Regions from separate parts of the Homo sapiens genome. Here region 1 is linked to region 2. The links are chromatin loops, found by intact Hi-C in ENCODE. Cell type or tissue: heart right ventricle. All regions are shown on one strand. Links, peaks and the distances in the headings refer to the core of each region. The heading gives the core; the rest is flanking DNA. Region 1 has its middle 31 kb from the start of RCN2. Region 2 overlaps PEAK1 (pseudopodium enriched atypical kinase 1).

Region 1 (8,333 bases), core at 203-8,202, 140 kb before region 2:
AACCTAGGAGACGAAGGTTGCAGTGAGCTAAGATCGTGCCACTGCATTCCAGCCTAGGCGACAGAGCGAGACTCCATCACACACACACACACACACACACACACACACACACAAAAAGCAGGGTCAGGAACCCTAGGATGCTACAATTTATGAGACAGTCTTGTATAAGAACTAATTGTCCTCTGTCTTTCATGGTTTTAGAACATCCCATGGGCATTCACGTAGATCAGTGGTCCCCAACCTTTTTGGCACCAGGGAGGGGTTTTGTGGAAGACAATTTTTCCATGGACCCAGGGTTGTGGGGATGGTTTCAGGATGATCCAAGTGCATTACATTTATTGTGCTTTTTATTTCTATTATTATTATTACATTATCATATATAATGAAATAATTATATTAATACAACTTACCATAATGTAGATTCAGTGGGAGCCCTGAGTTTGTTTTCCTGCAACTAGATGGTCCCATCTGAGGGTGATAGGAGATAGTGACAGATCATCAGGCATTAGATTCTCATAAGGAGCATGCAACCTAGATCCCTCGCATGCGCAGTTCACAGTAGGGTTCGAATCCTTGGAGAATCTAATGCCATCACTGATCTGACAGGACGCGGAGCTCAGGCAGTAACGAGAGTGATGGGAAGCAGCTGTAAATACAGATGCAGCATCACTCCCTCGCCTGCCCGCCACTCAGCTCCTGCTGTGCATCTGGTTCCTAACAGGCCATGAACCGGTACTGGTCTGTGGCCCAGGGGTTGCAGACCCCTGATGTAGATGAAAGGCCTGCTTATGATCATTTGAGCCTAGAATCAAACTCTATTTTAAACTATTTTTATATAGTTTTCATGTACATAGCATTTCCAGAAATTCAGCTACTATGTAAATCAAAGGAATGTGATGCTTTGTTTTATTCAGAACATTCTCAAGAGTTATTTGCCATTTAGAAAACCAAGTCACAAATGGCATTGCCACTGCCTGCATTTGTCCTTAGGCCATTTGCAGTGCAAACATCTGACCACAGTACTTCAATATGTCTCTGGTAAAGTCATATCCAAGATTGAAATAATACTCCTTTAATAAAAATTACTTTCCTTTTTTTCCTCCTTCCTATTCTAGTTAGAGCATTACACTGTGTATCAGTAAGCTCCCCAACCCCACCACCTGCTACAACAGGAAACGGGGGGTTCAATATTTGCAAAGTAGAGGGCAGGTTTAAGGGAACCAACTGGGCTTGGTGAGACACCCTGGGATAAGCAACAGCAGAAGTCTTTGCTGCCCCTTGGTCTGAAGGGGCCTGGGACAGGTATGATGGTGAAGCCCAGCCCCTCCCCCCTCTACCTCCATGAGCTGTGACCAGAGAGATAGGCCTGTACTGTAGGTATCTTGCTGGGTCAGGGGATAAATGCCCTCATCTCTTTCCTCCTCTGTTGCATCTCCTGTCTGTGCCTCCCACTGGCCTGCTGTACCACGAAGCCAGAGAGCTAGGAGGCGGGTCGATGCAATCTGTGGAGATAATCACAGGGCAGGCCAGGTCATAGGAGGTTACAGAATAGATAGGGGAAGAGAAGTAAGCAGTACATATTGATCTTTTTAAATTTTTATATGTAGATAAGTTATACTGCCTATGAATTTCATTTCAAGATTGTAAAGCAAATGCTGTAATTATAGCAAGGGAGCACTGAATCTCTTTAGGATTGACAATCACTGCCTGGAACCACCAGGGCCTCTAAGGGAAACCAGTTTTGAATAGAGACCAGTCAAAAATGAGGAAGACTGTGTCTTAAATACTGTGTTTTAAATAGTGAAATGAGGGAGCTATAGCCACAAAAATGACAGGCAAGCGAAGGAATCTGACCAAGATATCCTTAAGGAACCAACCCCCCACTGGGAAAGATAGGCTTAACCTAATCACAGTTGGAGGACCATTATTTTTTAAATGTATCAGTTACACAAAATTGCTTGTATAACTTGTATAATGTTAAAGAAAAATAATAATGCAGCCTGAATTTACTCATAGAATATATTATATTTAATATTATTAAGTTATGTACAATTATAATTTTAGGAGAAAGATAAACGGTGAATCTGGTTATAGCAGAGTGAGAAAATAATTCTTTTTCTGATCATAGAAGTAAAGGTATAACAAGATGCAAAATGAATGAGGCAGTCTCCACCAAATAGGCTTGGCTTTGGCAATGACCCCAGGGAGTCCTGGTTTCCCACTGCTGCCATGCGCTGACCCTTTCCCATCACGCTTCCCACCCTTGCTCTTCATTTGTTGCCTAACTTAGCCTCAATGAATGACAGTTCTTCTTGGTTTGTTTCTCACCGGTGCTGTAAGCTCCCTGAGGCAGGGACTGTGTTACTGATGACTTTATGTTTCCTTCAGTTTCCACCAGACATATAGTAGAGGCTAAATGTCTTATTTGCTTGATTGTTTGTTCATTTTCCAATTTGTGGAGGTTTAATCAGTGATTCTCAAACTTGGGGTACATTAAGACCATCTGGGGAGCTTTTCAAAAATATCGATGCCTGGCTCCCCTCCCTGGAGATTCTGATTCAGATGGTCCAAGGTGGCCCAGGTGATTCTAATATGCGGCTAGGGTCGAAAGCTCGTTCTAGCTCAGGGTTTCTCAGCGGTGGCACTGTTGACATTTTGTGCAGAATAATTCTTCATGAGGGGCGAGGAGGGCTGTCTTGTGCTTAGTAGGATCTTAGCATCCCTGGCCTCTACTCATGAGATGCTAGTACTTCCCTCCCCCAGCCAAGGTGTGCCAGACAAAAATGTCTCCAGACGTTGCCCAAGTGTCCCGGGGGTGCTAAATCACTTTCTATTCAGAACCATTGGTCTACTTGCTCTGAGTTGCTTTAAGAGCCTGGTTTTAGGCCGGACACGTTGGCTCACGCCTGTAATCCCAGCACTTTGGGAGGCCAAGGTGGGCGGATCGCCTGAGGTCAGGAGTTCGAGACCAGCCTGACCAACATGGAGAAACCACGTCTCTACTAAAAATACAAAATTATCCGGGTGTGGTGGTGCATGCCTATAATCCCAGCTACTTGGGAAGGCTGAGGCAGGAGAATAGCTTTAACCTGGGAGGTAGAGGTTGCAGTGAGCCGAGATCCCCTGGGAAACAAGAGCGAAACTCCATCTCAAAAAACAAAACAAAAAGCCTGGTTTTGAAAGCCCATCGTCTTGTTTTCTGTGTCTGCCTTCACAGGAAGCTGCAGGACAGTGTCTGGGAAAAGCACTGAGCTGATGTCAGAAGTTCTGACTGCCATTCAGTAGTGGGACGTTCAACATTAAAACTGTTGCCAGGTAGCTCTCTCATATTCCCTGGGTCTGTTTCCCCAGCAGAGGGCTAACGAAGAGGTCAAACTAGTGGATCTTTCCATTTCCTTCCAGCTCTCACATTTTCTCTCTGCCGGCTTTCCCCTAGCAACCAGTTGGAATTGGAGTGTATTTTACATTAGATACATTTACTGAAAAGAATTTTATATTTCCCAGTTAATTAAGAATGAGTTAATTAAATTGCTTTAATGGTTGTGACTTTATTGATTTTCCACCTCTACCTCAGTAAGTTTCTTGTACACCCTCCCCCATGCCCAACCTCCCAGGAGACAAACTAAAAGTAAGGCCTGATATTGTTTTCATTCCTAAGTTACATAACCAGTTTCAGTGTGGAATATGATTTAAACAGACAGGAAGAAACACTGCCTTTTTATGAGAGGAATTTAAAAGTGGAGATGATGAATTTAACAATTTAACTTTCAAAGACAAAAAAAGTCTGTAGGAATTTTAAAAAGTAGATGTTATTTTTAAAAAGGGTAATGCTAGTATTAAATGAATTTAAATGACCGATTTCCAGTTTGGGGTGTGTGACTTCAAATGAATCTGTGATAATCCAAAGAGACGCCCGCCCGCCTGCCTGCCTTTCTTCCTTCCAAAGTTGTTTATTGAGCTGTTCACAGGTGAAACATGGTGGTGTAGCAGCACATTGCCCATAGATCACACTGTGAATGGAGCACCCTGGAGTTGTGCAAATGGTGGTCCTGAAACAAAAATGGCTGCCACAGGGGCCTTTCCCTTTAATAGCTAACTATCAAATCAGAGGAACAGACCTGTATACAACTACCTGTCAAGCAGACAGGGTAGAGTCCCTAAGACCTCCTAGTCAGTCCCAGTGAAGCCTTCCTCACTCTCCCAACCAGAAACCTTCGAGTCTTTGACTCCCACCTTTCACTTCATGTCCAATCCAGCCACTTCTTGCTATCTCCACTGCCATTGCCTGCGTCATCTCTTGGCTGCATTAACATGGTTGCCTCTTCCCCACCCTCTACCGGTTTCTCCATTATTCACTCTCTACAGGGCACCAGAGCATAGAACGTCTGCTTCTGTTCCCCTTTTCACTCAGCGTAAGAGCCGAAGTCCTTACAATAACTAAGAAGCCCTACAGGATCATCTCCTACTGTTTTCCCCTCATTTACTCCTCTCCCTCCATACTAGACACCATGATAGTTCCTCAAACACACGCCAGGCTCCTGCTTCAGGACTTTTACACCAGCTGTTCCCTCTCCCAAGAATGTTCCTCCCAGATAGCTATAGGGTGACTGCGTTACATCCCTTAGCTCTTGGTGAAAGTCATCTGCTCCATGCAGCTGCCCTTTACCACCCTATTTAATACTGCAACCTGCCACCCACATACTGACTCCCCAGCCCTAAGCCTGCTCTTGTTTTTTCCCCACAGTATACCACCTTCAAACATAATGTATTTATAATGTCTGTTTCCTTCCACTAGAACATAAGAAGATCCCAGGGGGCAGGGTTGTTTTCTTCTTTCGTATTTCCAAGCACCTAGAACAGTTCCTGGAACATAATAACTGCTCCAAAAAAAAGCTTCCTGAATGAGTGGATGGATGAATGAATGAATGAATGGTTGAAGCCCCCTAGTCTCCCACTACAATTTCACACTTCCACAACAACACTTATGGATCTTCACCCATAAGCTGTGAAGTCTGACCTTGGGCAAGTTCCTTAGCTTCTCTGGGTCTCTATTTTATTACTGCTAAGTGGGGTTGATAAGTTCCTGTATTTACCTAATAGGGTCATTGTGTGGATTAAATGAGTTCTTTCCTGAAGAACGGTGACTGGCACACAAAGTCCTCAATAAATGTTAGCTGTTATTACTGTTTTTTTAATTATTAGGTTGGTGCAAATGTAATTGCAGATTTTGCCATTTAAAGGTAATGGCAGAAACCATTATTCTTTTGCACCAACCTAATTAAAAAAAAAAGATTTAGAGGCGGGGGTTTCCACTATGTTACCCAGGCTGGACTTGAACTTCTGGCCACAAGTGATCCACCCACCTCAGCCTCCAGAGTAGCTGGGACTTCAGACCAGAACCACTGCTCCTGGCTCTATTACTGTTGTTCTTAAAGCTGTTGACCAGGGACAGAATAGGGGCTTGATGTGTAGTGAGGGAAGAAACGAATGACTGAATGAACTCCTGTCTGCTTGAGAGACTAGCAATGGCTGGACAGAGGCTGGAATAGCACGTCAGGTGTGCTGAGCTGGGAGCCTGGGCAAAGCAAAGCTGGGAAGGCAGGTCAGGCGGGGACGGATGCTCTGTGGTGCCCCACGAGGAGGAGTTTGGACTTGATCCTGCAGGCTATGAGAGAGGAACCGGTGATCCTGCAGGCTATGAGAGAGGAACCGGTGCCCAGATCTGCATTTTGAGGAAAGTGTGTGGAGAACGGATTATTAGTAGGTGGGGAGATCAGTTAGGAGGGTGTAGACGTTTCTGGAAGGGAATAATGGGCCTTTGGGTAGAACAACTGTTGTGGGAACAGAGAGTGGAGACATTTTGGCGGCAGAACCATCAACAGGACTAGTCTGACATGCTTCATTAAAAAGCAAACCCTGTATCCGCTCCTTCAGTGCAAGCTTAGGAAGTTGATCCACTTTTTATGCTCTATCAGGTAGAAAAATATGATTAATATGAATTATATTGATTCATACCTACCATGAATTTCTAAATGAACTTTAATTTGTATTAACCGGCTCTTTGGGCTTATTAGTCAATACAGAAACCGACGGTTTTTCTCCTGGGAGAATGTTTAGACTAGGAAAAAAAAAAAAAAGGAAATTCTTTCCTTGCTAGGTAATAAGAGAAGGATGAGGTAAGCATGGCCAAAACACAAAGTGAAGAAAAGTTCTGGAACCCGCTGTCATAAAACAGTCCTCATGAAACCTCAGCAGGTACTGGCACAGCTGCTTTTAAAGGTTAAAACAGGAAATACACACATTCTGATTAAAGCCCATCTAAGTTCTGATAAGAGCTGATGAGGGTTTGAAAACATTGGCATTTCAGGATCTCGGTAAAGTGACTTTCTAAGCAAAAACAAAAACAAAAACAAAAGACAAACAAACAAAAACCAGGGTGGAGGGAGGGGCAAAGCTTTGATAAAGCTGCAAGGTGAGATGAACTCAGCAGCTGGAGTTAAGATGCCAAAGATGAAGCCTCCCTGTCTGCATATATTGGCCAGCAATTGACAGCTCTGCCCCTTGAACATAATTGCCTTCCCTCTTGGTCTGGGAAATTTCACAGTTTGTTGTCAGTCTTTGATGCTCAGGTGGTGTTAAATATTTTAAAACCAACAGAAACCTCCAAATCCTAACATCTCTGCCCAGATGTCAGCCCAGATCTGGCTTCTCTTTCTCCAGAGCTGTGATTGTTATTGTTACTTTAAAGTAGTTCTCATCCATTGGACGTCACATATCCTGAAAACCTGTGTTCTCAGAATTTTGAAATTTGCCTTTTTAAGGTCTTCAGGAAATGTGTGCAGGCATTTAACGCACACAGCTGTTTTAAATGCATGATGAGGGCATGACTATGCTTAGATATTGCCACCTCCAAGACAAGAATGGCCGTTTTCTTGTTAATTCTTTCTTTAGTGGCCAAAATTGGGTCCAAAGGAGAAGTTTCCTTTGCTCTCTGAGATAGAATGGTCAGCAGGGGAAGGTTAGATGTGTCGGCTGCTCTGTGTCCAGCCCTGTGAGACTTGATTTGTGAGGAGGTGCTGCTGGTGAGGGAGGAAGCGCCTCAGGAAGAAGCCCAGGTAAGCCCAGGCAGCTGTGGATTGTGCAGGCCCTGGCACACGCTTTCCTACTGGGCACTTAGAAACACTTCTGTGCCTTGCAACCTTGCTTTCTTTGGGGATATTTCTCCATGGACATTGATAAGATTTGGCTGCATCCCTACCCAAATCTCATCTTGAATTGTAGCTCCCATAATCCCCACATGCCGTGGAAGGAACCCAGTGGGAAGTAATTGAATCATGGGGGGTGGGTTTTTTCCTCTGCTCATCTAGTGATAGCGAGTAAGTCTCACAAGATCGAGTGGTTTTATAAAGGGCAGTTCCCCTGCACACACTCTCTTGCCTGGTACCATGAAAGACGTGCCTTTGCTCCTCCTTCGCCTTCCACCATGATTGTGAGGCTTTCCCAGCCATGTGGAACTCTGAATCCATTAAACAAACCTCTTTTTCTTTATAAATTACCCAGTCTCTGGTATTTCTTCATAGCAGTATGAAAATGGACTAATATAGCCGTGTACTCCAGTGGCTCTTAAAATGCAGTTCCGTGACCCGTAGCATCAGCATCACCTGGGAACGGGTAAGAATGCAAATACCCAGGCCCCATCCAGACCTCCGAATCAGAAACTCTCGAGCGAGCCCAGAAATCTGTGGGTTTTGTTTGTTTGTTTGTTTGTTTGTTTTGAGATGGAGTCTCACTCTTGTTGCCCAGGCTAGAGTGCAATGGCACGATCTCGGCTCACTGCAACCTCTGCCTCCTGGGTTCAAGCAGTTCTCCTGCCTCAGCCTCCTGAGTAGCTGGGATTACAGGCATGTGCCACCACACCTAGCTAATTTTGTATTTTTAGTAGGGATGGGGTTTCACCATGTTGGTCAGGCTGGTCTCAAACTCCCGACCTCATGTGATCCACCCGCCTTGGCCACCCAAAGTGCTGGGATTACAGGCGTGAGTCATTGTGCCCGGCCTGAAATCTGTGTTTTAACAAGTCCTCTGGGGGATTCTCATGCACAGTCGGAACCATCGATTTCAACATGATTCTACTGGAATGGTTCATCAAATGGCTTTACTTGTAGTTTAGTCTTTATTCTTTGCTTCACAATTCTGTGCACCTGAAGTATCCTCATCGTAAGGCTGCTGTTACCCTGTCAGCAACAACTGTGAATGGAGGGAAGGGGGGACTTGGGAGGTGGGCAGCCTTCAATCTTCACACCTTTAAAAGGGGCAAGAACTCACAAGCGGAA
Region 2 (8,294 bases), core at 295-8,294:
TGAGATTTAAAATTCAAATTTCACTAAAATTTGAGACAACCTGATAGTTCATCTCTGTATCTGTGCATCTTTTATACTTCTCAGTAGTTTCTCATATTTTGTTGTTTAGTCATCCCTATGTGACTGAACGCCTGAAGAAGTGGAAATAATAATAATAAAATTTGTATATATGTATGTTATGTAATGCTATTATTTTTAGTGCGAGAAGCTACCTTTTAAGAAATACTTTGTCCATGATTTTTTTGCTTTTGTTTTTGTTTTTGTTTTGAGACAGGATCTCACTTTGTTCCCCAGGCTGGAGTGCAGTTCACGGCTCACTGTGGCCTCGACCTCCTGGGCTCGAGTGATCCTCCCTCCTCAGCTTCCTGAATAGCTGGGACCACAGGTGTATGCTACCACACCTGGCTAATTTTTGTATTTTTTTGTAGAGATGGAGTTTCAACATGTTGCCCAGGCTGGTCTAACTTTTGAGCTCAAGTGATCCTCCCAAAGTGCTGGGATTATATGCGTGAGCCACCACACCTGGCCAATGATATATATTGTTAAGTAAGAAAAGCAATTTGCAGAGTATTGTACACAATAAGATCTAATTTTTGTAAGAGAGTGGAACCCTACAGCTATATGCGTATGTCTTGTATATATTTGCTCAAGCATGGAGCTCTTAGGGGTTGAGGACTTTACAACCCTGATTTACCATGACAGGGTGGGAGTGGAGGGGGTAGGTGAATGGAAAGCAGATTATTAACCAAAAAGAAAGAAAAAGACAAAAAGGAAAAGAAGGTTGTCAGTTGCTCTGTGGCAGCTGTTGGCCACTTAGTTGCCTTTGTGGTTCCAGAAGCAGTCCTGGGAGGCCCCTCTGTAGGGAAGATGGAGAGCAAACAGGCAAGTCTGCTCAGGGGCCTTGAGAGGAAATGTCTCAAAGACGGCCAGTGCTAATGCCTTGTGTTGGCCTGGCGATCCCATAGGAGTTCAGTGAAGGTCTGACAGGGAAAGGTGCTGGCCCTACAGGGAAGCTACAGATCTGACTGCTCAGCCTAGCCAGCGCTTTCTTCTCACTCACACTCTCTGCCCACATCAGGAAGCACTCCTTGGCTACCCCAGTCTGTCACAATTGGAGCAAACACCCATAGGCCTGGGCCTATCCGCTGGCACAAAAACAAGCCAATAGACAAAGACTCGTATGGTGGTGGGGAGAACTGGCTTCAAGCCTAGGTTTGAATCTCAGCTCTACCACTTACCAGCTATGCAGCTTTAGGCAAGTTTCTTACCCACTCTGAGTTTCCTCATCTGTAAAATGGCTGTAGTGGAGAGCAAATGAGGTTAATGTGTGGGAAAGCCTGGACCAGGGCCTGGCCCAGTGGAGCAGCCAGGGGTGGTTCTCTTCCTCCTCTCTTCCTGTTAGTTGAGTCAGACACCAAGGACAGCAGGCAGAGCAGCTAAAGCCATGGCCTCCCTGGAGGAGCTCACGAGAAGGGAGGTGCACACACACAGACACACACACACACCAGGCCAGGAGCTGAAGCTGGGGAGTGAGTTGGTGATTTCAGATGGCTATCATCCCAAAAGCTTCTTGGCTGAATGGGGCCCTGAAGAACAGAGAGAAAAAGAACAGGAACGATGCGGGTGCAGAGAATTTCAATGCATGTCTCCCAGGCCAGCCTGGAGAGTGGAGCTGCTGCAACATCTGGTCAGCAATAAGCATGAGAGGTGGAGGACACAGACTCAGCAATTGGATTTTTCTTCTTTGGACACCAAGAAGCCACTGATGATACTGGGGTGACAGCTAGAGAGTGAGGGAGGACTGTCCCTCACTCCAGGAAGCTGGGAGGTGGAGTACGGTTGCTGGATGACAAATCGTAGTTCCCTTACTAAGGATCTGGGGCAAACAAACCCTCTCTGACTTGTTTTCACAAGGGTAAAATGGGGATAATTCTAGAAACCACCTCACCAGATTGTGAAGATAAAATTAAGCTGTTAAGCTAGTTCATGGGAAAGCACCCCCAGGGCTGGCTTTCTAGAGACAGACTCCTTCACCCTGGAAGAGGAGCATCTCAGCTCTTCAAGGCATTCAACTTTGCCCCTCCCTGGGGGGCCTGGTGACTTTATCCCTCCACATTCTCTTTACCTGAGGTACAATTTGCCTCCCATCCCCCAACCCTGGGCAAAGATGAACCATAGGCTTGGAGTTTTTTGCTCTATCTTTGACTCCAGCTCAAGTGTGGGCTGGTGAGCATTGGGTGGTCCTGGTGGGGAAAACCCAAGTCCCTATACCCCCCACTTCCTGCATGAGAGTTACTTCTCTAGAGGACCCTGGTCCTTATAATTGCAGATTCCTCAGAAGCCCTCACAGCATTATCACTCAGCTTTCTGGTTGCTTCCATGCAGCTCCCAGAGGGCAAGGGAGCCATTAGTTGGTGTGTGTGTGTGTGTGTGTGTGTGTGTGTGTGTGTGTGTGCGCGCGTGCGCGCACATACCTGTACAGAGGTTTATCTGGGATCTCAAGGAAGTCAGTTTGTGTCCAAAAAGCCTATTTCCTTTTAGAGGTTTGCAAATTTGAGAGAACTGGATCTTGGCAACAAATTCCCTCCTACCCCCCCACCCAGTGTGAAATCCAGTTTTTAAGTTTCAGCTGTAATTGCCTTGAGCTGCTCTTAACAACAACTTGTGATCTGCCAACTGCAGTTCTTGGCTCCTATGGCACTAATGAAGTTCTTTCCCTTGTAGAAGAGAGTGCGAACTCACTTATAAGGAAGCATAATTTGCTAGGCCTTGGAGAGGAGGCAAAGAGTTCCTGGAGCAGAAGGTACACACTTACAACCCCAGGCAATGGAGAGCTCCCCACACCAATTCACTCCGGGCAGGAAAGAAATCAAGATTCTCTGTGGCTTAGGTTGAAAGACAACACTCTGCAGGCATGGAGCTGCCAAAGGCCCCATCCAACTGTCAGTGGCCCATCACCTCCGGACAACCCAGAGTCAGACAGGATGGCATCACTGAGGACCACTAATGGAATTCTCAGGAATGAATCCCACGCTGGGTGATGTGATGGGGAAGGGGAATAGGATAATTTATCTCCAGGCTCTCCAGTTACACCAAAGGACAAAGTGATCCCACTGAAGAATAGAAACTTAGTGTTTTTTCTGGCCTTGTTCCACCTCACCTGGAGTCTGGCTTGGGCAATCCTGAACTGGTCCCACCATCCACTGGCCTGTATCCTTTCAGGGCTCCAGGTGTTTCTGGACCAAACTGGGGGTCAGGCTGCTTATTTTTGCGGCCCAGTAACGAGATGCAGATGAACCGGGAGAGAAGGGAGTTTTTATTTCTGTAACCAGTTACAGGGAGAAGGCCTCGAAGTTATTGCCAGATCAACTCAAAATTACGGTTTCCCACATCTTATATACCTTCTAAGCTATATGTCTACGTGTAAGTGTGCATTCATCTAAAGACATAAGTGACTATTTATTTATTTATTTATTTTGAGATGGAGTCTTGTTCTGTCACCCAGGCTGCAGTGCAGTGGAGCAATCTCGGCTCACTGCAAACTCCACCTCCTGGGTTCACGCCATTCTCCTGCCCCACCCTCCTGAGTAGCTGGGACTACAGGTGCCCACCACCAAGCCCGGCTAACTTTTTTGTGTTTTTAGTAGAGACAGGGTTTCACCGTGTTAGCCAGGATGGTCTCGATCTCCTGACCTCGTGATCCGCCCACCTCGGCCTCCCAAAGTGCTGGGATTACAGGTGTGAGCCACCACATCCGGCCAACTTCTTTCAATCTATAACTAAGGTCTGAGTCTTGAAGACCTTCCTCTGGAGCCTCAGTAAGTTTACTTAATCTAAATGGGTCCAAGTGCTGGGGTGATTACCCTTAATCTTGTCTCCTGCTAAATCATGGAGGTATGGGGAGTTCCTTCAGACCCCCGATAAACTTGTTTAATCCTAAACAGGTCCTGTTAAGAATTCCTTCGCTATTTTGTCATGCTTCAAGGCCCAGGAAAGGTCTAGGCAAAACTCCCAGTGGAGCTTTTGTTACACTTCAGCCTTCGTATAAGGGCAGTGGCCCCTTCAGCTTTTAATATTTAATTTAATCACTCAGTCAGTACTGAATCAGTTGTTATGGAGTCCTGCATTAGTGAGACCTGGCCTGGCACACACGGTGACCACTCAGGCCAGCAGAGCTTCACACAGCAGCCCGGTCCTGGTACGCTCTGTTTCTGTGACCTCCCAACCCCAACTGCCTACTTTTTTCTTTGCTTCCTTTCCCCCAGAAGCCAGTGTGTTGTGCTGACAACTAGAAGGGAAGTTCTCTAGGCTCTTCTCCAGCAAGCAGGCTACACAGCTGCAGCAGGCAGGGCCTGTGTCCCTGGGGATTGTCTGGTCAGGCTTGCTGTTGACCCTTCCTCCTGGGCCCAGGCAACACACAGAGAGCTTTTGGGTCCACACCAACATGGGTTCTGTTATGTTGCTCCTCAGCAACATAAACCTCAAGTCTGGCAGCCACTCTTCTGGGGTATGCCTTAAAAACAGCATCTGCAAATTCCAGAGTGCTTGCTAGTGGAGAAGAGCAGAGACACCGGGTTGGAGACAGTGTCCACTGTAAAGGGTTTGGTGCTCTAAAATCTGCTCTAAATTTAGGATCTACATGTTTGCCTTTTCATCTATTCTCCTCTCATAATGCGGCAGTTGTTGCTACCACTGCTGACTCTTCCTGCTTAAGCCAGGAGGCCTCCTCTGCGCTGCTGAAGTGTCCACACATTAGCTTGTCTGCCTTTGTGAGGCCCCTGTGTATCACTGTGTCAAAGGCATGCGAATCTTGCAGATGATGCAGTACCAGGCCCTGTCCCCGCTCATATTACCTGAATAGCTCTGATTTCCACGGAGAGGGTCAGCCAGAGCCAGCTAACCAAGCCTCTCAACATGCAGTACAAACCCAGGAAGCCTGCAGGTGACTGCTCACCAGAGGGCGATCTCACACAGCAAACCTGCAGCCTTCTGAGGTCTGGGAAAAGCAGAATGCCTTTGCTTTCTCTTTGGGGCCTGATTTCCTCAGATTAGACAGGGAATAAAGAGAAATATAATCCATGTCAGCAGGGGATGAGGACCCAGAGTGCAGAAGACACACAGGCTGAAAGCCATCATTTCCTGTGTTATGGACAGGGCACCTACCCTGGGGGGACAAGACATAACCATGTCTGCAACCAAACCCTCCCCAGCATGTCAGTGTGGAAGAGTCGCCAAAAGGACAAGCATTTGTCTGTTTTTTAGTGTGTATTAAAATGAATTTATTTACACAGTAACATGATGCCACGGAGTACACAGCAAAGTACCACAGCAAACCAAAGGGTGGCACCACTGCTGGCAGAGAGGACCTTTCAATGATAGATTTATACAACTTTACAATATGTAAGTAGAGGGGTGAAGCTCCGGAAAGAGCAAAAACAAGATTTTCAAATACAGAGTGTGGGCAGGGCCAGAGAGAATTAAAGAGAGATTGGAATGAGGACTGTCATGATTCAAATCACCAAGTAGAATGAAATCTTGCTTCTGTATTTGCCTCATGCCAAAATGCCCTGCATATCCTCAACAGAAAATCCCAACCCAGTGTGTTCATACATCACACTCTTTAGTTCTAACTGGTAAAGGAAGGGATAACCAAGTAGTATTTGGAGCAAGTTCCTGAAACAGTGTGGTTTAACCTTTCAAAAATGAACCCTATGTCTGGTTCAACATTCAAGTTATCATGAGTGCGGACACACACATACTATCCACACACTAACGGGCAAAGTGGGTTTTCTGTACTACAACAATATTCGTAGCAAAATATATGACTCTGTACTTCTGCTAGGTTAAAAAATGTCCGACCTCTTTTGATTCCCTGAAACTTTCTTGATTTAAAAAACAAAACCAAACCAAACCAAACCATGGGGGTGAATGGGACACGTCAAGATAAAAAGCTGGAATAAACCCAGAGACTTTCTGGAGTGGGAAACATGTAATGGGATGTTGGGAATGCAGGCCCTTGCAGCCCACCTAGGTGGGGAAAGCTTCTAGCAGTGGTTGATGCAAAAATCTATTCTAATTTTAAACAGTTGCAGGGAGGGGGTGTTTAACGGCTGTATAGCACCTTGTACCTTCTGGGCACTTACAGATATTAAATGATGGTGATGATGAATGGTACACAACTCTGTAGGAAGGTTTATAAAAACAATTACAATTTGTTAAGAAATTTCCCAAGAGTTCTTTAAACAAACCTATTTAAACTACCATATCTCTTTAAAAAAATCTTCCGCTCTCAGTATTATATGATGTTCTCAAGCTGAGGTTTGGGCAATAGCCACAGTCATGTCAAGGGGACATGGAAGAGATCCTTCTCCTTAAATACTGAGGAACTTTGTATCTGCCAGGGCTTTCTTCATCTTCATCATCATCATCATCTTCTAATATACAAAATGGACTTCTTTTTAAAAAGGTGCTTTTCTGAGGATGGATTTATCAGCTAAATGCCTTGACATGGAATGTATGTGAACTCCCCTCCCACAGCATCTGTCACAGCTCACCCTCATCATCTTAGAAGCATCAGGATAAAAAGGCTTGATTTCTTTGGTATAATCTCTCCCAGGATCTTGCACTGCAACTCTTCTGGCTTCCCTTATGGCACCGTTTTTGGTCCATGGAATCCCCACTTTTGGCACTGCTGTAAGCACGGACAGCTGGACTTCAGTGCGCACTTCAGCAAGAGCAGCACTTGGATTTGTCTCGGCACAGCACTTTGGGCCTTTGAGAATATGAGCTTCGATGACATAAAGCTAATAACTTGGTTTTGTGGGCAGCCATCCTGTTCACTCATTAGGCTGGAGCGGAATTTTCAATCCTTGTCAACTAGTGAGGAGAATGAAAAACATGCCAGGGTTGGCCCAGCAAGTCCAGTTTGTCTCACCCCTCTCCAAGAATGTTCATACTATATTTACACATCTAGAATCATTTGAAATATAGTGTAGTATCCTAAATCCATCTCTATTTCTGTGACTAGCCTGTACTTTTTCAGATCACTGCTGGTAAAATCTAGAAGAAATCCTAATTGCAGTCAAATCTAGCGAAAACCCTAATTCCAGCAAAACCAAATGTCAGGTTACTTCCCTGAACCAAAGTATTCATAACTCAAAATTGAGACGCTTAGTAGGACCCAAAGATCTTTCCTGGAAACTTTTTTTTGAGACGAAGTTGCTCAATCTCCCAGGCTGGAGTGCGATGGCGTGATCTTGGCTCACTGCAACCTTTGCCTCCTGGGTTCAAGAGATTCTCTTGCCTCAGCCTCCCGAGTAGCTTAGATTACAGGTGCCTGCCATCATGCCCGGCTAATTTTTGTATTTTTAGTAGAGATGGAGTTTCACCATGTTGGCCAGGCTGGTCTCAAACTCCTGACCTCAGGTGATCTGCCCACCTCGCCCTCCTAAAGTGTTGGGATTACAGGCGTGAGCCACTGCGCCTGGCCTGGGAACTTCATACTACTAGAAACTTTTAAGATATAATTTTTAGTAGTTTTACTCCCAGAAATGTCATTAATATTTCTAGAGCTTTAGATCTCTTGGCTTAGACTTTCCCATGTTTACAAACTTATTCTGAGTTTGGAAGCAAAAGTGACCCCCACTTAATCTGATAATGGGAGGCTACTCCAACTGTTAAAATCCTAACCAATATGTTTTACTTCTAGCTCCTCAACAGCAGCAGGGTAGGTAGGATGAGTGCTTGTGCCCTCACCTCAACCCATACCTCACCCAGTTCATCTTCTGAGGGCAAATCTTGAAACTCATTGCCATATTCCTGGCTTCCAGTTCTAGCTCAGCCTAGGGGTTGGTGATTCTTACGTTGTTGTTCCACAGGTTACAGTGACTCTTTTTCTCATCCTGCTGTTATTCTTCATGAATTGGCTTCTAGGCAACCCAGTAGTGTACATATACCAAAAGGGCTCACCTCAGCCAGCACAGGAGGCTTCTTGAAGTTCTAGTCCTCTTTATGAAACATCCACTGAATTGCTTCCAAGACTAGGTTACCACTCTAACAAGGCACTCTGCTATACATTCAGTCTTGCTCTTGGCTACTTTAGCCACTGTTGTGTTTCTCTAGCACCCAAGTGTCACAGAGATTGTTCATGCTCATGTGGCTTAAGGAAAAGTTCCAATAGGAGCTTAATTGTTCAAACTCTCAATATAAATGGAAAACTCTACAGTATAGACTTCAATAGAAAACAATTTCCAATCAATATTGAAGGCAATAACTTCCTGTTACTTGAGAAAATG

Evidence for each region. Hi-C counts contacts between places; a loop is a spot of excess contacts. Peaks named below come from ENCODE experiments on the same cell type or tissue, not always from the same donor. Only the 100,000 strongest peaks of a DNase experiment are listed, where the experiment ranks them.
Region 1: a loop joins it to region 2, with 2.7 times the contacts of the local background. A loop is called at or near these places in 8 of 110 quality-filtered maps.

Annotation. Positions count from the first base shown.
Region 1 is chr15:76,958,171-76,966,503 of GRCh38, forward strand. No RefSeq gene overlaps it. Among named protein-coding and RNA genes, the nearest start is that of RCN2, 31 kb to the left of the region's middle. In heart right ventricle, for the core only: a CTCF peak has its summit at 3,324 (motif pointing right); no DNase peak of the experiment used is centred there; H3K27ac peaks cover 1,772 bases.
Region 2 is chr15:77,102,904-77,111,197 of GRCh38, forward strand. It overlaps PEAK1 (pseudopodium enriched atypical kinase 1), which reads right to left. Exons shown (of 10, transcript NM_001385026.1): 10 at 5,255-8,294. Among named protein-coding and RNA genes, the nearest start is that of TSPAN3, 36 kb to the left of the region's middle. In heart right ventricle, for the core only: a CTCF peak has its summit at 4,945 (motif pointing right); DNase peaks (open chromatin) are centred at 1,398, 4,269 and 4,939; H3K27ac peaks cover 3,774 bases.